Regions from separate parts of the Homo sapiens genome. Here region 2 is linked to region 1. Evidence: chromatin loops called from intact Hi-C (ENCODE). Cell type or tissue: left ventricle myocardium inferior. All regions are shown on one strand. Each heading gives the region's core, and the rest is flanking DNA. Links, peaks and the distances in the headings are about the cores only. Region 1 overlaps RBFOX3 (RNA binding fox-1 homolog 3). Region 2 overlaps RBFOX3 (RNA binding fox-1 homolog 3).

Region 1 (8,318 bases), core at 306-8,305:
GAGGAGCCCACGTGGGCTCTGGAAAACACCAGTCTCATCCCGTCTCCCTCTACCTGGCTGGCCCTCCACAGTGACCCTCCGTGCTTTGTCTGGCATTTTTTTTATCTGCGTGCTAATCTCTCTCTCTTTTTCTCAGAGTTTTGCTCTGTCGCCCAGGCTGGAGTGCAGCGGCGTGATCTCAGCTCACTGCAACCTCCACCTCCTGGGTTCAAGTGATTCTCCTGCCTCAGCCTCCCGGGCAGCTGGGATTACAGGCACGAGCCACCATGCCCGATTAATTTTTGTATTTTTGTAGAGACAGGGTTCCACCATCTTGGCCAGGCTGGTCTGGAAGTCCTGACTTCGTGATCCACCTGCCTCGGCCTCCCGAAGTGCTGGGGTGACAGGCGTGAGCCAACATGCCCGGCCCGTTAGCAAGCTGAGGGTCCCTTGAGCACAAAGACTCCCAAGGGCCCACAGTACTGGCACCTGCGTGACCCCGAGTGAGTGAATACATGCTCCAGATGGTGACCCCTGCTGGGGAACACAGACCCTGGGGGTGGCTCAAGGTAGTGAGATGGGGTCCCCCGGTCCTTCCGCAGCCCCTCATCGCACTCTGTACCCTTTGCTGCTTTTGTCCAGAGAAGGCAGGTGATGTCGTGGTGAGCGGTGAGAGAAACGGAGCCTATGTGCAGGTGTGCGTGCCCCTTGTGGGTTCTTGTCACATGTCCCTTCCCATCACGGATGAGCAGAGACGCCCCTGCCCCACCAGGAAGGAGCCTCCGTATTTCTGGACGGTGAAAAGAGGTGTCCTGCTCAGAGGGGAGGAGCCTTCCTGGGGAATGATGTAGCTGGAAAGTCACTGGGGGTGGTCGGGACCCACCCGAGGGTATCGAGACCACAAAAATCAGTGCACGCTCCGCCTTCTGTGGGAAGTCTCAGTGTCGGTGAGGGACCGGTGGCCCCCAGGAACCCCATGTTTCTCTCTGCAGGGTCAGCTGTGCTTCTGTGACTAGGGGTTGAGGGGTGCATCCCACCTGGGTGGTGGAGGTGTCGGGAAAGGCCCTGAGTTGGATGAACACGGACTTCCCACCAATTGCTGGCTGGAAACCCTCCTCGGGGGAGGAGGAGCAGGAAGAGGCCTCGTGGTTCCAGAAATTCCAGGAAGGCCTTTCCGGAGCTGGGGCCCAGGCTGTCTTTGAGGATCCTGGGGTGGAGGAGACGGAGAGGTCTGAGGCATGGGGATGGGCTGCAGGGGCCACTGCTCTCTCCCATCGACGCCATCAGCCCCAGGTCCTAGAACGGAACAGGCTGCCTGTGTGGGCCCCCGGGCCTGGACAGGACCCTGCCGTCTAGGGGCCGGCTCTGCCACAGCTACCAGTGGGGTGGGTGATGTGGGGGCTGGACAGGCACTCCAAGCTCCCCCTCTCCACTGCCCTGGCCACACCAACTGCCAGGGCAGCCCATGCTCACCAGCAGAAGGAAGTCCCCTTGGGCGAGAGGGCGGGAAGCCCCAGTGGCCTCTGGGTGGCATCTGGGTCCAGGGAGCGTCCAGGGGGTTGTGTGCCCTGACCTGGTGCCAACCTGGGCAGCAGGCTCTCGGGGGGGGGGTGGGCTGGGTAGGACTTCAGGGATGGTGGGGAAGGAAGAGACCAGGGTACTTGGTGGCTGCACACGGGCCCTCGAGTGCCCCGGGAGCTCAGGAAGACACTCTGACCTAGGCAGGTCTGGACCAAAGCTCTGAACTCATCCCACTTCCTATCCCGAAGATCTAGACCACAATACCAGGCTGCTTGGGGCAGGGCCAAGGGGAGGCTCGAGTGAGCTGAAAGGGCCCTGCTGATGACCCAGGGACAGGGTCTGGGGACACCTGAGCCAGCAGGGAGGCGTTCGGCCTTCAGCTGTGAGTGCCGGGCAGCCTCTGGGAGGAAGGAGCTCCTGGAATCTAGAACACCCTCTCCAGCTGCCTTCCAAGGTAGGAAGGCTCTGCATGAACAAATACTCCAAGGTTGGGGAGCGCATGGCCTCTGAGGAGGCCCAGGTCTTTGTTCTTCGTGGGGCACCACGCCGATGCCGTAACTTCTGCCTGCAGCCCTGCCCTGGGTGCAGGTCATGGAGGATGACTCTCTCCTCTGGGTCCCTGGATGAAAGATCTGCAGACCATGACCCTGAACCCTCTGCCAGACCTGAGAGACCCCAGCCTGAAGAAAGGAAGGTCAAGGCCGTCTGTCCATCCTCTGGGCTCTGGGTGCTTCCCACCTGGACACGCTTCCTGGGAGGCTCTGGAGGCTAATAACTGGGTGGTGAGACTCCCATCCTCCTGGTTGGAGAGTACTTCATTGGATGCAGCATTCACCTTTTCAGCAGCTGCTGCTCACTCGGGGATTCTCTCCATGGTCTGTGGCCTCTCACGGGCAAGCCAGACCCAAGCCAGCCTCTGTTTCTGACTTTCCTGTCCTTGCGTGGCAGGAACTAGGGGACAGGGCTGGGTCCTTTCTTCTTTGTAGCCTCAGTGCCAATTCAGTGCCTGGAACACGGCAGGTGCTCAGCAAATGTCTGCCGAGTGAAGGAAGACTTTATGTGTGTCCTGGTAGGCTGTGTCTGGTGGCCCCAGGTGTCCAGGAGGCATCTGGCCTCGGTTCTGTTGTTCAGTTAGAGTGCTAGGTCCGTCCCCAAGCTGTGTTATCTGTGTGTCTGACCCTCCTGCTTCTGGTTTTCTTCTGGGACGAACCCCTGAGGCTCACCATGAGAGACCCCCTCGTCTGTCCATAAGGTGGCTGTCAGAGGTTTGAGCAGATAAGCTGTGTCTACTGGAGTCAGTCAGAAGGAGACCCAGCCTGCTCTAGCGTGACTTGTTTATGGTGAACCCGGCTTGGCTCCTGGGATCATCTCTGTCTTTTCTAAGCACACACAGGGCGTGGGTTTGATGAATAAGAACCAGAGCAGACAGGGAAGCTTGGCCCCTGCTTCTACCACCCTGGGGCCTGGCCTTTTCCATGTGTGTCCTGTGGCTGTAGGAACCCTGGGTATCAGGATGCTGGGGGCGCTGGAAAGGCTGATGGTCTCGGGGCAGATTCGGGCTGGGCGGGGCTCCAAGCAGGGAGGAAAGGCACCGCCTGGGTGCCAGATGAGGGTCGGGTCCAGCCCAGGAGGTGGCTGGGTGGGCTCTCTCGGCAGAGGGCCTGGGTGACGCTGGAGGAAGCCCCTGCCCACACATGCACCGGGGGAAGGCTCCTATCTGCGTCCACGCAGCACGCTGGGAGCCAGGCTGGACGGCAGGAGGGCTGAGGCAGTCGGGAGGGGGACCCCCATTGGGAGCCGCCGGGGCGGTGCCACTCCCGGGCAGTGCAGAGAGCTCTGGCCTCCTGCCCAGCCCCGCCAGCTAGCACATCCAGCGGCTGGGACAGGGCCAGCGGGGACAGTTGGATGAACCTGGAGCCCCAGAGCAGGGGCAGGGGAGGCACATGGAGATCTCAGTGGAGGGGACCAGACAAAAGGAATAGGCCGGCTGGGGCTCTGGGGGGTGGGTGGAGGCAGGGCCTGGTTTTTGTACCCAGAGCCCACTCCAGGCCAGCCGCTTGGCCACTCCCTGCTGGCTCTCTTTGCTCTCAGGAAATCTGAGAAGTGAGGGCTCAGCACTTTTGCCTGGGAGCTGCATTACAACCACATAATTGAAGCTATCTGATTGGAGGCCAGCCAAGCAGGTAGATTACAAGTGATTAGAAATGATAGGAGGGCCTGCAACCCGAGGCAGCTCGGAGGGCCCTGGGCCACCTCCACGGCTCTGCCTCTGCCCTCCGCCCGTCTCCTTCACTTTCCACTAACAGGTCTCTGGCAGCGAGGACACCTCCCAGCTGGGGTGAGTGTTTGCTCGAAGCAGGGAAGCCAGGCCCAGGCGGCTGGAGGACGGTGGCTGCCACCCCACCCCTAGGTGCCCGGCCATTCCTCCAGATGCCTGCTCATCACAAAGCTCCTTGGCGCCGGGGGTCGAGCAGGGGCTGGAAATGCCTTCACTGGGGGTGACTTCTGGCCCAGGAGCCCCGTAAAAGGCCTGCCCTCCACACACAGAGGCCCTGCCCAGGCCCCTCGCCCACCTGGTACACCTCATGCCCTTCTGGGCCACCCTTCTTCTGGGTGGGTGCTCCTCCCTGAAGCTCCAGGGCTGGGCCTGGGGTCGTGGGGGCCCTTACCGGCACTGTCTGGGTCCCGGCGATGGGCTGTGTGCTGGCCTCGGAGCCTGGCTGCTCGGGGTGGGTCTGTGCTGGTGTGTACAGGGTCATGCCATGCTCTGTGGGGACCGGGGTCTGGCCGGAGTAGTCCTGCGTGGGGTGCGGTGGGGGCGGGGCGTACTCGGCAGGGATGCCGTTCTGTGGCGGAGGGGGGTACTGGGCGGGGGGGTAGGGCTGGGCCATCGCTTCAGGCGGAGCCGTGGCGTCCTGATCGCTCTGTGGAAGGAGAGAGAGCAAGGCCTGGTTAGAATCTTGTCCCCTTCCCGGAGCCCCTGAGGATGGGGCCTTGTGGCTGAGCAGAGCTTCTCCAGCAGTATTTTCAGCAGCCTTTCCCCGGCCCCTCCAAGGGGGGCTCGCCGGCATGGGCACCAGCTCAGAGCAGGAGGGGGTGCTGCGCTGGGAATGCCGGGGAGCCTGGCTCTGGAGTCAGACACCCCTGGAGTTCAGCCCATTTACTCACACTTGTCAGACCTGGGTACAAGAACAACTGAAGGGTTTTTGTAAACTACCTGATTTTAAAAAAATTAACCATTTTAAGGTAACTGTAGGCTCGTGCAGCTGTAAGAAGTAACACAGTGATCTGTACACCTTGTAACCAGGGTCCTCACGGTAACATCCATAAAACCACCACCAGCAGGATACTGACATGGATTCACACAACACACAGAATGTTCCAGCAGCATGAGGACTACTGCTCTTCCCCTTTTAGAGCCAACCCATCTCCTTCCCACCTCAAGAATTTTAAGCCTTGACAGGTGGATCACCTGAGGTCAGGAGTTCAAGACCAGCCTGGCCAACATGGTGAAACCCCATCTCTACTAAAAATACAAAAATTAGCGGGATGTGGTGGCACGTGCCTATAATCCCAGCTACTCGGGAGGCTGAGGCAGGAGAATCACTTCAACCTGGGAGGCAGGGGTTGCAGCGAGCCAAAATCGCACTATTGCGCTCCAGCCTGGGTGATGAGAGCGAAACTTCATCTTCAAATAATTTTAAGCCTCAGTTTTGTCATTGGAAAGCAGAAGTGAGAGGGCGGCGCTGCCCAGCCCGCACCTGGATCCCTGGAAGTGACTGTGCAGAAGCTGAACTCAGGGCCTCCTGCCTCCCCTGCCAGTGATGGCCATGACAGTGAGGTGTGTCGGGGGGCAGGGAGGGTTCCAGCCTCTGTGTCAAGGATCTCTGAGGAACTCTCAAAGATCTGTCTGTGCCCCCTCAAAGGCCTGCTGCCCCAAGCGGGGAATACTGCTCCTGCAGCCACTCTCAGAGGCTCTTAGAAGCCCAGGCCCTTGGGCAGGACCCCAGCAGCAATACAGGGCAGTGGTTGTCAAAGTGGCCTGGGCCCACAGCATCAGCAGCACCTGGGAGCTTTTTGGTGGGCAATGCGGGTTCCAGGGCGCACCCCAGGCCTCCTCCAGCAATCTGCGTGCACTGAGAACCACTGACCTAGGGCCTGAGAAGCAGCCCTGGTGGGGAGCCCTTATGATCCCAAGAGGAGGGCTGGGGTCTTTCACAGTGCCAGAGAGCAAGGTGCAGGCGGAGGCGGCAGAGGGAAAGGGGCTCCGGCCTCCTCCACTCGCTGTCCTCCACTGCAGACACAGCCTGGGGCCCAGGACCCCCTGAGCAGGCGAGGCACTCGCCCCCCCAGGAGTCTGCGGTGAGGAGGCCCCACTGCCTGGAAGGACAGATGCCGCCTCTGCCTGGAGCAGCCCAGTGTGTTAGGACCCCTGCTCAGATGTGGATGGGTCTGACGCTCAGCCACCCTGGCAGGGACAGGCAGGAGTCCGCGTCCTTGCTGAAGGTGGGCTTTGCGGTGGGGAGGAGGAGCGCCCAGCAGGGAAGTGGCTGCTCACCTCCCTCACCTGCGCCTCCACCCCACGCTCCCATCACCCGGGGCCACGCACGCTTTGTTCACACCACACACGTTAGTTCAGTGAGCACCTACTAGGTGCAGGCAGAGGCTGGGGGCTGCCCCCGCAGGGCGGTCTTTCTCCCGCTTCCCTCCACACCCACACATCCCCCTCTGCCGGGCTCCTGTGTTCTCGGCCTCTGGGCAGTGCCTCCCCTGGCTAAGGAGGAGCCCCTCATGTGCCCATGCTCCCTGCACAGGTGGATCTGGCATGTCCACCTCTGTCCTGCCTCCCCCACCCCTAGCCTGTCCTCTGCATCCTTCATTCAGTTCCTACAAATCCACCCAACAACTGTTGATGGGGTACCTGGGGTGTGCCAGGCCCATGCCAGGGCAGGGGCTGTGTTGACAGCAACCCCGACAGCCCCTGCTCCCTGCTGGTGGGGCCTGCAGTCCAGCGGGAAAGGAAAGCTTCAGAGAACAATGACCCGATGTCAAACCATTGTTACAGCACTGAGGGCTGCAAGGGACCTGGCTGCACCAGGGAGGTGGCCCCAAGGGACGGTCCAAGGCTGGGTGTTCTGCTTCAGACCCGGCCACCCCCTCCTTCTGTTTATGGCCCCAAACCCTCTGCCTGGGGGCCCAGCAACCTAGGGTGGGTGCGCATAGCTGGAAGGGTGGAGCCTGGGCAACCCAGCCGTGCCCTGCTCCCTGAAGCCCCCAGTGCCGGCCGGCCCTGGGCTCTGCAGCGGGGGCCGTCTCGGTGCTCGCCACCCTGCGACAGACTCGCTGACTGGGAACCTAAGGAGCAGAAGTGCTGTCCTCCTCCCATCCCCACCCCTCCACAAAGCCAGCTGGCTCCTTCCCTCTCTCTGCAGACTCTGAAACTGGGGCGACATTCAAGCTCCTCAGCCACGGGAGGGAAGCACACACGTGTGCATGCGTACACACTCGTGGGAGGTTCCAGGCTCATTGCCCCAAGGTAGCTGGTGAGGCCCCATCGTCCGTTGTTAGCAAACGTGTTGGTGACGGAGTCCAGTGGGAAGGGGTGGATCCATGAGGGAGGAGGAGGGGGAAGGAGAGTCAGGGCACCCAGGAGGGGTGGAGAGCATCTAGAACCCAGGATGGCCAGAGGCAAAATCAGGAAAACAGGAGCAAGAGAAAGTGTGGAAGGCACAGCGTGAGGGCCCTGCAGACACAGGGGAGATGAATTTGCTGATAAATATTTGATTAGAGCCTTCACCGCCTTGCACTGTCTTCCCAGCAACCCCCTCCTCCACCTCCTCCAAGGCCTGAGAAAGAGTGGGCTCCTGGTTGGGTGCAGTGGCTTATTCCTGTAATCCCAGCACTTTGGGAGGCTGAGGTGGGAGGATTGCTTGAGCCCAGGAGTTCGAGACCATCCTGGACAACACAGTGAAACCCTCTCTACAAAAAATAAAAAAAAAAAAAATAGCCAGGTGTGGTGGCACATGCCTCTAGTCCCAGTAATGTGGGAGGCTGAGGCAGGATCATCACTTGAGCCTGGAGGTTGAGGCTGCAGTGAACCAAGATCACACCACTGTGGTCCAGCCAGGGTGACAGAGGAAACCCCTGTCTCAAAAAAAAAAAAAAAAAATAAAGAAAATAAAATAAAAAAGAAAGCGCAGCTCCTGTCCCATCTGCTTCCTTCTCACCCTACCTCTAACCCTCTGCAGGGCTCTAATCCCTGTCATTCAACTTGGGGCTGAATGACAGCTGCCAATCACTCTCACTTGAGGTTCTGCAGGGCTGAAGCCCAGAGCCCTGAGCTAACAAATGACAGGCGAACCCGCCAACATAAAGGGGGGAGCTCCGGCAGTAGGTGCCAGATCTGAGGGCATCTGTGGTGGGCAAGAGGTCCCTAGCAGATGGGGACATTTTAGGGACATTTGTGACACTAGAATAAAACAGCATATTTGAGCCCACAGTGCTCCCTGCTTTTACAGACGCTCACTCATTGAGTGGACACTTCCCCCTTTCCCAGCTAATAAAACCGAGGTGTAGAGACAAAGTGATTTGCCAAACTAGTATGGGAGGACCCCAGAGAGCAGCACTGGCAGCCAGGATCCCAAACCCACCATATGCACCTCCACATGGAATTGTAGCCCTGCCCAGGGTGGTTTGCAAGGGAGAGGAGGTTTCACAGCCAAGCATCGGGGTCTAGACCCTGCAATGCACGGGGATGGGCTCCAATGTCCCCTCTTAGCCACCAGGTGGTCCTGGTGACTGTCTGTCCTCTCTGCACA
Region 2 (8,318 bases), core at 280-8,279, 280 kb after region 1:
AGATGCTGCAAAGTGACCTCTGCTGCCCACGAGGACTCTTGCTTCTCTCCCTGCTCATCCTGGCCTTGCCCTTTAAAATGCAGCATCCTAAGGAAAAGGGGCTCCCCACTCCCTGAAATAAACCTCTGTCTTCTCCAGCACAATGATACCAGAAGAATTAAGGGTTTCTTTCCAGAAAGGGGGAAAGGACCTCCTTCCTTAATGCAAATTTTATTCTGACTCCCCCTGAGACCCCCTCCCCAGCCCTATGCCCACCCTGCTCTCTAAGTGGGAGGGCATCCTCACAGGTGCTGGCCACCCCGTCATTATCCAGAGAAAAAAGGGACCCAGACTCAGGAGGGCTGTCATTGTCCAGCTGGCCTGGGTAGGCCCACCTACTGCTCGGAGGGATGAAAGCTGTCCCCCTCGGGCCCCAGGCTGTGGGCAGGACCAGCTACATAATTTGCAGGGACCATCCCCTCATTAAAAAGTTGTCCAGAATTCCCAGACAGCAACAACAGGGCATGAAACCCAGCCTGGATCCCTTCTGAGTGCAGCTTCCAGCGCCTCCACCGGTCACGGGTCCGTGAAGCCGGGCCAGGGTGGGACCTGTCATCCATGGTAGGGAAGTCTGCAAGGAGAACGAACCCCTGTCACAGCGGCAGGGAACGCGCACCAGGCTAAGCCGCAGAGCCTGAATCTTGGAAATGCTTCCTGGCTGCAAGGACGACCTGTCTCAAGGGGTGGATTTGGGAATAAAGAAATACAGCTTTGTCACTTTCACAGCATCAGTGTTTCCAGGAGACGCCTCCCCACAGCCCCGCGGACAGGCAGGATTTCCTTGCCATAGCATCACTATTTACATTCAAATAAGTGACTATCCTTTTAAGAAGCGTGGGCTGGGCGCAGTGGCTCACGCCTGAAATCCCAGCACTTTGGGAGGCCGAGGCAGGCGGATCATGAGGTCAAGAGATCGAAACCATCCTGGCCAACATGGTGAAACCCTGTCTCTCCTAAAAATAAAAAATTTAAAAAAAAAATTAGCTGGGCCTGGTGGCGCACACCTGTAGTCCCAGCTACTCGGGGGTCTGAGGCAGGAGAATCACTTGAACCCGGGAGGTGGAGGTTGCAGTGAGCCAAGATAATGCCACTGCCCTCCAGCCTGGGCAACAGAGGAGGACTCCATCCCCAAAAAAAAAAAAAAAGTGCGACCCCCACCCCCAGAAGTTTAGAAAAGCCCATTAAGAGCCTCCTCGCATACCTCATTTCCCATCAAAATCAACCTAGGGCAGATTTAAGCTTCGGGCCAGGTGAGCTGGCCATAGTGTCTGATTTAGAGCAGCCCAGCTCACACCTCACTGACATCTTTTCCTTTACGACATGGTCCAATGGCTGAGATAAACCAGCTGCATCACAGGAGTCACGGCAGGGACCTGTTACCACCCCCGGGAGGCCTCCAGGACGTCGGGGAACCCTCTGTTTTTCTGGATACCTTTCTCAGGCCACAGCGGTGGGCAGGGGAGGTGTCTCAGCCTTGACAGTTCGATGCCAGCACCGAAAGCTACAACCACAAACAGAGGCCCTGGGGCTGGGAAGATGGATTTTCCGTCCTGGATCACCGTGAGACGCCGTCACGAATCTGTCCGGCGGCGGATTTTCAGAATATTCTCGTCTGCGGTCCTGCACACCCCCACCCAGACAGCTTTAGGGTACAGACAGTATCACAGGAGTTTAAAGAGGAGGAAGACTCGGAGCCCGAACGAGGCTCTGGGCGCCTTGTCGGGGCCCCAGAGTCAGGGCTTTGCAGCTGAGCAGCAATTAGAGCCCAATCTAGTGCTTTGCAAGAAAGAGAAAATACAAGCAGTGCTGAGAGCAGTCCTGATCCTGCTGGGCCTCGGGAGGCTCATTATGCACCAGAAAGGAGGCCTGCAGAAACTCCCAGAACTGCCCCCCAAGTATGGGAGCGTCCAGCCCTGAGGCGCTCCTGGCCTAGACGAGGCTTCATTGCATCAATTTGCACCACGGTTTCAGAAAAGTGGGAAAGGGTGAAGGTGTCCCGTCACCCCAGAATGTGGGGACCCACTATGGGATGTGAACTGGCGAGGCCTGGCAGGAGGACACAGCCTGACGATATCTGTCAGCGTTTAACATACGTACACCACATAAACCACGTCAGCGGCTCTCCACCGAGAGTAATTTTACCTCCTGGGGAGGGACACGTGGCAATGTCTGGAGACATTGTTGGTCATCGTAACTGAGGGAGGGGCTTCTGGCATCTGGTGGGTGGAGGCCAGGGGTGCTGCTGAATGCCCTGCAGCGTACAGGGCGGCCTCCACCGTGGGCGACGATGCGGCTCCCACGTAGCAGCAGCGCTGAGGCTGAGAGAGCGGAATTACCCTGGGAGATGTGAGTGCATAAAGTAGTAAGGGCAGGGGCACAGTGGCCATCTACGTGATGTTTACCGGGGGCCAGTCACGAGTCTGACCACTTTTCACCTGGGGACTCACTTCGCCCACCCAACACACACAGTGCACAGCTGAACTGTGTCCCTCTAAGATAAGTTGAAGCGCAAACCCCTGGTACCTGTGAACGAGATCTTCTTTGGAAACAGAGCCTTCGCCGATGTAATCAGGTAAAGATGAGGTCATAGGGTGAGCCCTAACCCACCATGACTGGTGTCCTTGTAGGAAGAGGAAAACACCGTGTGAAGACATGCATGAGAGAAGGACGCATGACGGCAGAGGCAGGGTTGGAGTGACGCGGCTACAAGCCCGGGAACCCCTCGGGTGGCTGGCGGCCCCCAGAGGCTAAGAAGCCGTGGGGAGGATTCTACCTGGAGTCTCAGAGGGGGCATGGCCCTGCTGACCCCTTGGTTTTGGGCTTCTGACCTCCAGAATGTTAAAAAAAAATCTTGTGTTTCCAGCCACCCAGTCCGTGGCAGTTTGTTACAGCGGCCACAGGAAATGCGTACCGTGGGTGAGGCTATCCCCGCTTCACAAATGAGGAAACCGAGGCACCGGGAGGCAAAGGTGCGTGCCCGCACACACACAGCTGGTAAATCAGCAGTTTTGCTTCCGTGCACGGCTCGCGCTTCTGATTAGAGTGACAGCATTGCACCAGCTTTCATGAAGGGTTTTCCTGGCGTGACTGCAGGTTCCATGTGGAGGGCAGGGATGGTTTTTTTTTGCCATCTTTTCAAGACAGTGGTTCAGGGAGGACTTTTCACCATCAGGGGTCATCAAATTTAGCAAAATCCCACACGGTGGCCGCACCAGGGCCCAGCAGGCCACGCTCTCCCAGCAGTCACAAAGGAGAAAGCAAAAAAAATCTACCTTTAATTTTGTGGGAAAAGTGCTGCTGAAACCAAAAGACAATGTCCATTATGAAAACCTGTTTTTAAACTCTGATGTTCTCATCACCTTTTCCTGCTGGCTTCTCAGGCAGATGTAGCCGAGGCCCCTCCCCGGGGAGCAGCAGACACCACAGACCCTCGGGCGCTCCCGTCTTCAGCAAGCGTGAACGCGCCGCTGGAAAGAATGCTGGCTTTCTCTCCAAGTGAACGTTGTCCTTAACTGGCTAGTGCAGGACAGTCTAACTCCCGCTCTGGAATCTAGACATCGTTTCCCATCACTCAGGAAAGGTCTGGAGATATCCAGGTTCACCCACTGCTTGTCTCTACCCACAGATTCTCTCAGGAGTGCTGGAGGGACAGTGGAGCCACTGCTGATTTAACCGGTTTCCAGACACTTCCAACACTGCCCCTGGGATCAGGATCGGAGCAGGATTCTCGGGGAATGGGGTTTGGAGTGGGGAAAAAGTCTGACAGTGAAACAAATGCACCACGGGGCTCTGGAACTCCAGAGGGGAGCCACAAACTGGGTGGCTCAGAGCAACATGAATTTTTTCCTTCACATTCTGGAGGTCAGGAGCCCCAAACCAAGGGGTCAGCAGGGCCAAGCTCCTGCTGAGACTCCGGATAGAATTCTTCCTCATGGCTTCTTAGCCTCTGGAGCCACCCGAGGGGCTCCCGGGCTTGTAGCCGAGTCTCTCCAACCCTGCCTCTGCCGTCACGGGGCCTTTTCCTGTATGTGTCTTCACACGGCGTTTTTGTCTTCCTACAAGGACACTGGTCATGGTGGGTTAGGGCTCACCCTAGTGACCTCATCTTTACCTGATTACATCCACAAAGGCTGTTTCCAGATAAGGTCACGTTCACAGGTACCAGAGGTTGGCGCTTCAACTTATCTTAGAGAGACACAGTTCACCCATAACACCCACCTCACAAGGTGTTGGGGGTGGGTGAAGTGAGTTCACGTGTGACCCGCGAATTAACCACAGTTTTAAGAATGCAGAAGGCTCAGACACACTAGGAAGATGCGGCTGTAAGCGGGGTGTCCCAAATGCAGCAGCTCCTGCTCTAATGCCCGTTGACTGAGAGGTGGGAGCTGGACTCACCCCTTTTTGGGGGCACCTGTTGGCCCCGTCACTGCCCTGATCTGGGAGGGTCTCTGCATCAGTCAGGCCACCTCCGAAGCCAAAACCGAAGTCCCCACACTCTCCTAAGCTGGGCCAGCCCCTCACAAAGCTGCCACAACACCTTGCCACCTGGGGAGCTCCTGGATGTGTCTACAGACAGCCTAGCTAGCATCCCTGTGCCAAGAGATCCTCCTCCGAACAAAAACGAGACAAAACAGAAAAACACGTCGTCACAACCCTACTTCCAAAGCTAGAGATCCGGGCGTGTTCATTTTTAAATTCACAGACGCAGAGCCTCTCCAGTGCTGCCCTGCAGAGCAGTCAGCCACGCTGGTGCTCGCTTCTGGAGCTGCTTCTAGAATGACAGCGGTTCGGCAGGGGAGATCAATTCCTACAGGAACGATCAAAGGAAAGATAAGAACTTCGGGGCTCCGCGGTCAGGTTCCACTCACAGCCAGCTTCTCGGAAAGGAGCCCTGAGCGGCGGGAGCCACGCCCCTGCGCACGCTGCTGCTCACGCGCCCCACCAGGTGGTAGAACGGGGCTACTACCACTTTAAAATAGGTCAACTTCAAGCCAAATGGGAAGACAAAAAAATAAGAAGAGCCAGTGAGCCCCCCAAAACGACTCCTTCATGATCCAGGGGTACAGTCAACCAATCAGCCAATCAATGAGACCACCTTGAGAGAGTCTGCAAAATGCAAACGCCTTATTCCCTGTCCTGCGTGTGTGTTCCCAGTGTGCACGTGAGACCCTGCCTTCAGTGCAGAGGGAGAGGGGAGGGAATGGGAGAGGGGAACCTATTTCTTTTGTTTCACTTTTAAAGGAGACAACACTCCAGTATTCCGCAGCTCATTTCTCCCTTCACCCCGATCCCATGCCCCGTGTTTGGACGTTCGCTGAGCCTGCTCCGTGACGGGTCTGTAAGTTCCTACATGGGGCGTCCTCTCTATGAGCCCCAGGGCACCTGGCCCAGCAGTTCACGGTCTGTACCCACTCAGATATCATTGTGGGTCTGACGACCGGCTCCAGATACAGCAGCTTGACACACCAGCCCCAGCCTCCCGAGGGAGCGCGGCCCTGCCTTGATCCTGGACTCTGGCCTCCTGAGCTGTGAGAGCATAAATGCTGCTGTTGAAGCCACACAGTTGTGGTCATCCGTTCTGGTGACCACAGGAACCGCATACGGCTCTCTTACAGGTGAGACCTTCCACGTTACCTGCAGAGCAGCCACCTGGGAGTCACACCTGAGAAAGAGCAGAAGCAGGGGACAATCTGTGGCCCACCACCAGGAGCCCAGGGTGGAGGACCCAGGCAGAGCTGGGCATGCTCAGAGGCTGCTGTCCCCATGGCACCACTCAAGGAGAAAAGGGGTCTCTGGAGAGAGAAGAAGGGAAGGGGCTCTGCAAGGGAGGCAGGATCCACTTGGCAGCTGCTCAAATTTAGTTTGCACCTCCTTTGCCAGTGCAGAAGAAAACAAACGACCTGCGAACTGAATGAAAAATGGTGATTCATTACCCCTGATGTGTGATGATGGCTTAATTATTTTTCTAACTGGGGAGAGACGCTTTCTGACAGCAGGTGCAAATGAATTCTCCACTGTTTTAAGGAGTGATTGGCCCAGGACAGGCGGAAAACTGGGAAACCTAATTAAATTGGGAGCCCCATGAAATAAATGGAGCGGGGAGTTTGTTTGCTTGTGCTAACGGGGATTAACGATCCCCTGAGAAGCTGTAGGGCTCCCGCTGGAGTGAGCGCAGGGGGCCCCGCGGGGCGGACACAGACAAAGCAGGAGCCACATGGGGTGGTGGGGACCCCACTGCACAGGAAAGGGTGGGCCAGGGCCTGGACGCTGAGCTCTACGACTGGCTATCATCTTTGGCTCTCGGTCTCCTTGTCTGTGAAACAGGAGGCTGGACGATGGGAGGACCAGGTGAAGGCTCAGTGCCAGGTGATGGGATGGGATTTCAGAGCACGGGTTTGGAGTTGGACAGCCCGGGGTCAGAGCCAGTGCACCCTCTGCCTCTGACCCGGATCCAGCTTGGATCCTCAGTTTTCTCATCTCTACTATGGGGGTGTGAGCAGTACCTACCCTCCCGGATGTCGTGGGGCTGCCCCGAGGTTGCAGGTCACATTCTCAGCAGGAGCCTGACCCACAGGACGTGCCCGGCAAAGAGAAGGCTCATCAGGATCGCCATCAGATCATGCTGAAGGTCTTCATCTGCTCTGCTGTGGGAAGGGCTGACCCTCCCACCAGGCACACTAACCCCTGGACCTTTTCTCATCTCGGAAGGGACACAGTGGCCTTGCTGGGAGAGGACTGCAGCCAGGGGGAAGGAGGAAGACTTGGCTCCCTCCCCCTCGCTGGGGCCCTGAACAGGCCTCCCTTGGTGCTTGGGGAGGGGCGGTGAAAAGCAAGACCCTCCCCACCACCCTGTATGTCCTCCTGATGGCTGAGAGCCTGCTGGTCGCCCTTTAGCTTGCCAGACTGTCCTAGAAGGCCCTTGGCTGGCAAGGCCCACACCCCTACCAGGTGGGGCCAGGTCCCGGCAGCAGGGCTGCCCCTGAGGTCAGGGATCTGTGCAAATTAGAGACGGGCAGCTCCCATGGGGGGTTCAGGCTCCTGTGGATGGGCACCTCTGTCAGGGATATCTGTCACCTACAGGTGGGCAAGCCTGACTTCCAGACTCCAGAGCTCAGGAATAATCCGTGAACACAGCCCCACCATGGACTTCCACCCCCGTCAGCCCCACAGCTCCACAGGTCCAGCTTCCACAGACCCACAGGTCTAGCCACTGAGGGCTGTGCTGTGGTGGGAACGTCCCGGACAGCTTCGGTGGGAAAGTCCCTGGTGGCTTTCCTGGCTTGGGCAGGGCGGGGCTTGTTCCCTGTCCCCCAGTACACTGCCCCCTCACCCGCCCTCCAGGCATCTGTGTCAGGGCAAACCTGCCCAGGCCCCGTCCTCTCAGGTTCCCCCAGCACAAGCTCCCAGATGTTCTTTTTCTTTTTTTTTTTTTTTTTTTGAGATGGAGTCTTGCTCTGTCACCCAGGAGTACAGTGGCGCGATCTCGGCTCACTGCAAGCTCCACCTCCCGGGTTCACACCATTCTCCTGCTTCAGCCTCCTGAGTAGCTGGGACTACAGGCGCCCGCCACCACGCCTGGCTAAGTTTTGTATTTTTAGTAGAGACGGGGTTTCACCATGTTAACCAGGATGGTCTTGATCTCCTGACCTCGTGATGCACCCATCTTGGCCTCCCAAAGTGCTGGGATTACAGGCGTGAACCACCACACCCGGCCCAGGATGTTCATTTTCTATGGTCCTCTCTTCTCACTCCTTCCCTGCCAAGGGTGATGCCAGTGTCCCGTCCCCACTCTCAGTTGAACACACAGATTTGGGGGAGCCTGAGGGGGAGAGAACAAGCTGGCGGGAAGCCGCAGGACTGAGGCCCGTGAGGACAGTGGGCGTGGGCAGGGCCACAGCGGTGGGAGCCCTCCATGTCCCAGCCCACCAGGGGCCTGGCTAGGCACTGGTTCCTCCCTCCTAAGCCAACTCTTTGAGGTGAGCAGTCTACACTCCGGGCATGAGGGATGCAAGGAGTTGGGACCAGAGCACGTGTCAAGGAGTCCCAGCCCGCGGGCACCCCAGGCCACACGGCCCCACTCTGCTGCAAAGCCCTCTGTGCCCAGGTCACGCAGCTGGCCCAAAGATGGCAGGAGACACAGATGGACGCAGAGGGCCAGCCTGTGAGAAGCCAAGAAGCACTGGGGGTCCAGTCTCAGCCCCGGCGCCCTCTCCTCTGCCCACATCCAGGCCACCAGCTCCACGGACTCTCCTGTCCCTCCCCTCCCATTACCTAGCTTC

The links. A loop is a pair of places that touch in the nucleus more often than their neighbours do. Peaks named below come from ENCODE experiments on the same cell type or tissue, not always from the same donor. Only the 100,000 strongest peaks of a DNase experiment are listed, where the experiment ranks them.
Region 2: a loop joins it to region 1, with 6 times the contacts of the local background. A loop is called at or near these places in 1 of 110 quality-filtered maps.

The regions. Positions count from the first base shown.
Region 1 is chr17:79,111,325-79,119,642 of GRCh38, forward strand. RBFOX3 (RNA binding fox-1 homolog 3) reads right to left here. Exons shown (of 15, transcript NM_001350451.2): 5 at 4,170-4,424. The coding sequence starts at 4,391. Among named protein-coding and RNA genes, the nearest start is that of ENGASE, 41 kb to the left of the region's middle. RefSeq lists an enhancer at 5,440-6,344. In left ventricle myocardium inferior, for the core only: no CTCF peak of the experiment used is centred there; a DNase peak (open chromatin) is centred at 3,347; H3K27me3 peaks cover 7,761 bases.
Region 2 is chr17:79,396,325-79,404,642 of GRCh38, forward strand. The region is part of intron 2 of RBFOX3 (RNA binding fox-1 homolog 3); the gene reads right to left. Among named protein-coding and RNA genes, the nearest start is that of RBFOX3, 210 kb to the right of the region's middle. RefSeq lists a silencer at 4,942-5,116 and an enhancer at 7,633-8,134. In left ventricle myocardium inferior, for the core only: CTCF peaks have their summits at 4,982 (motif pointing right) and 5,183; a DNase peak (open chromatin) is centred at 4,947; H3K4me3 peaks cover 458 bases; H3K27me3 peaks cover 7,889 bases.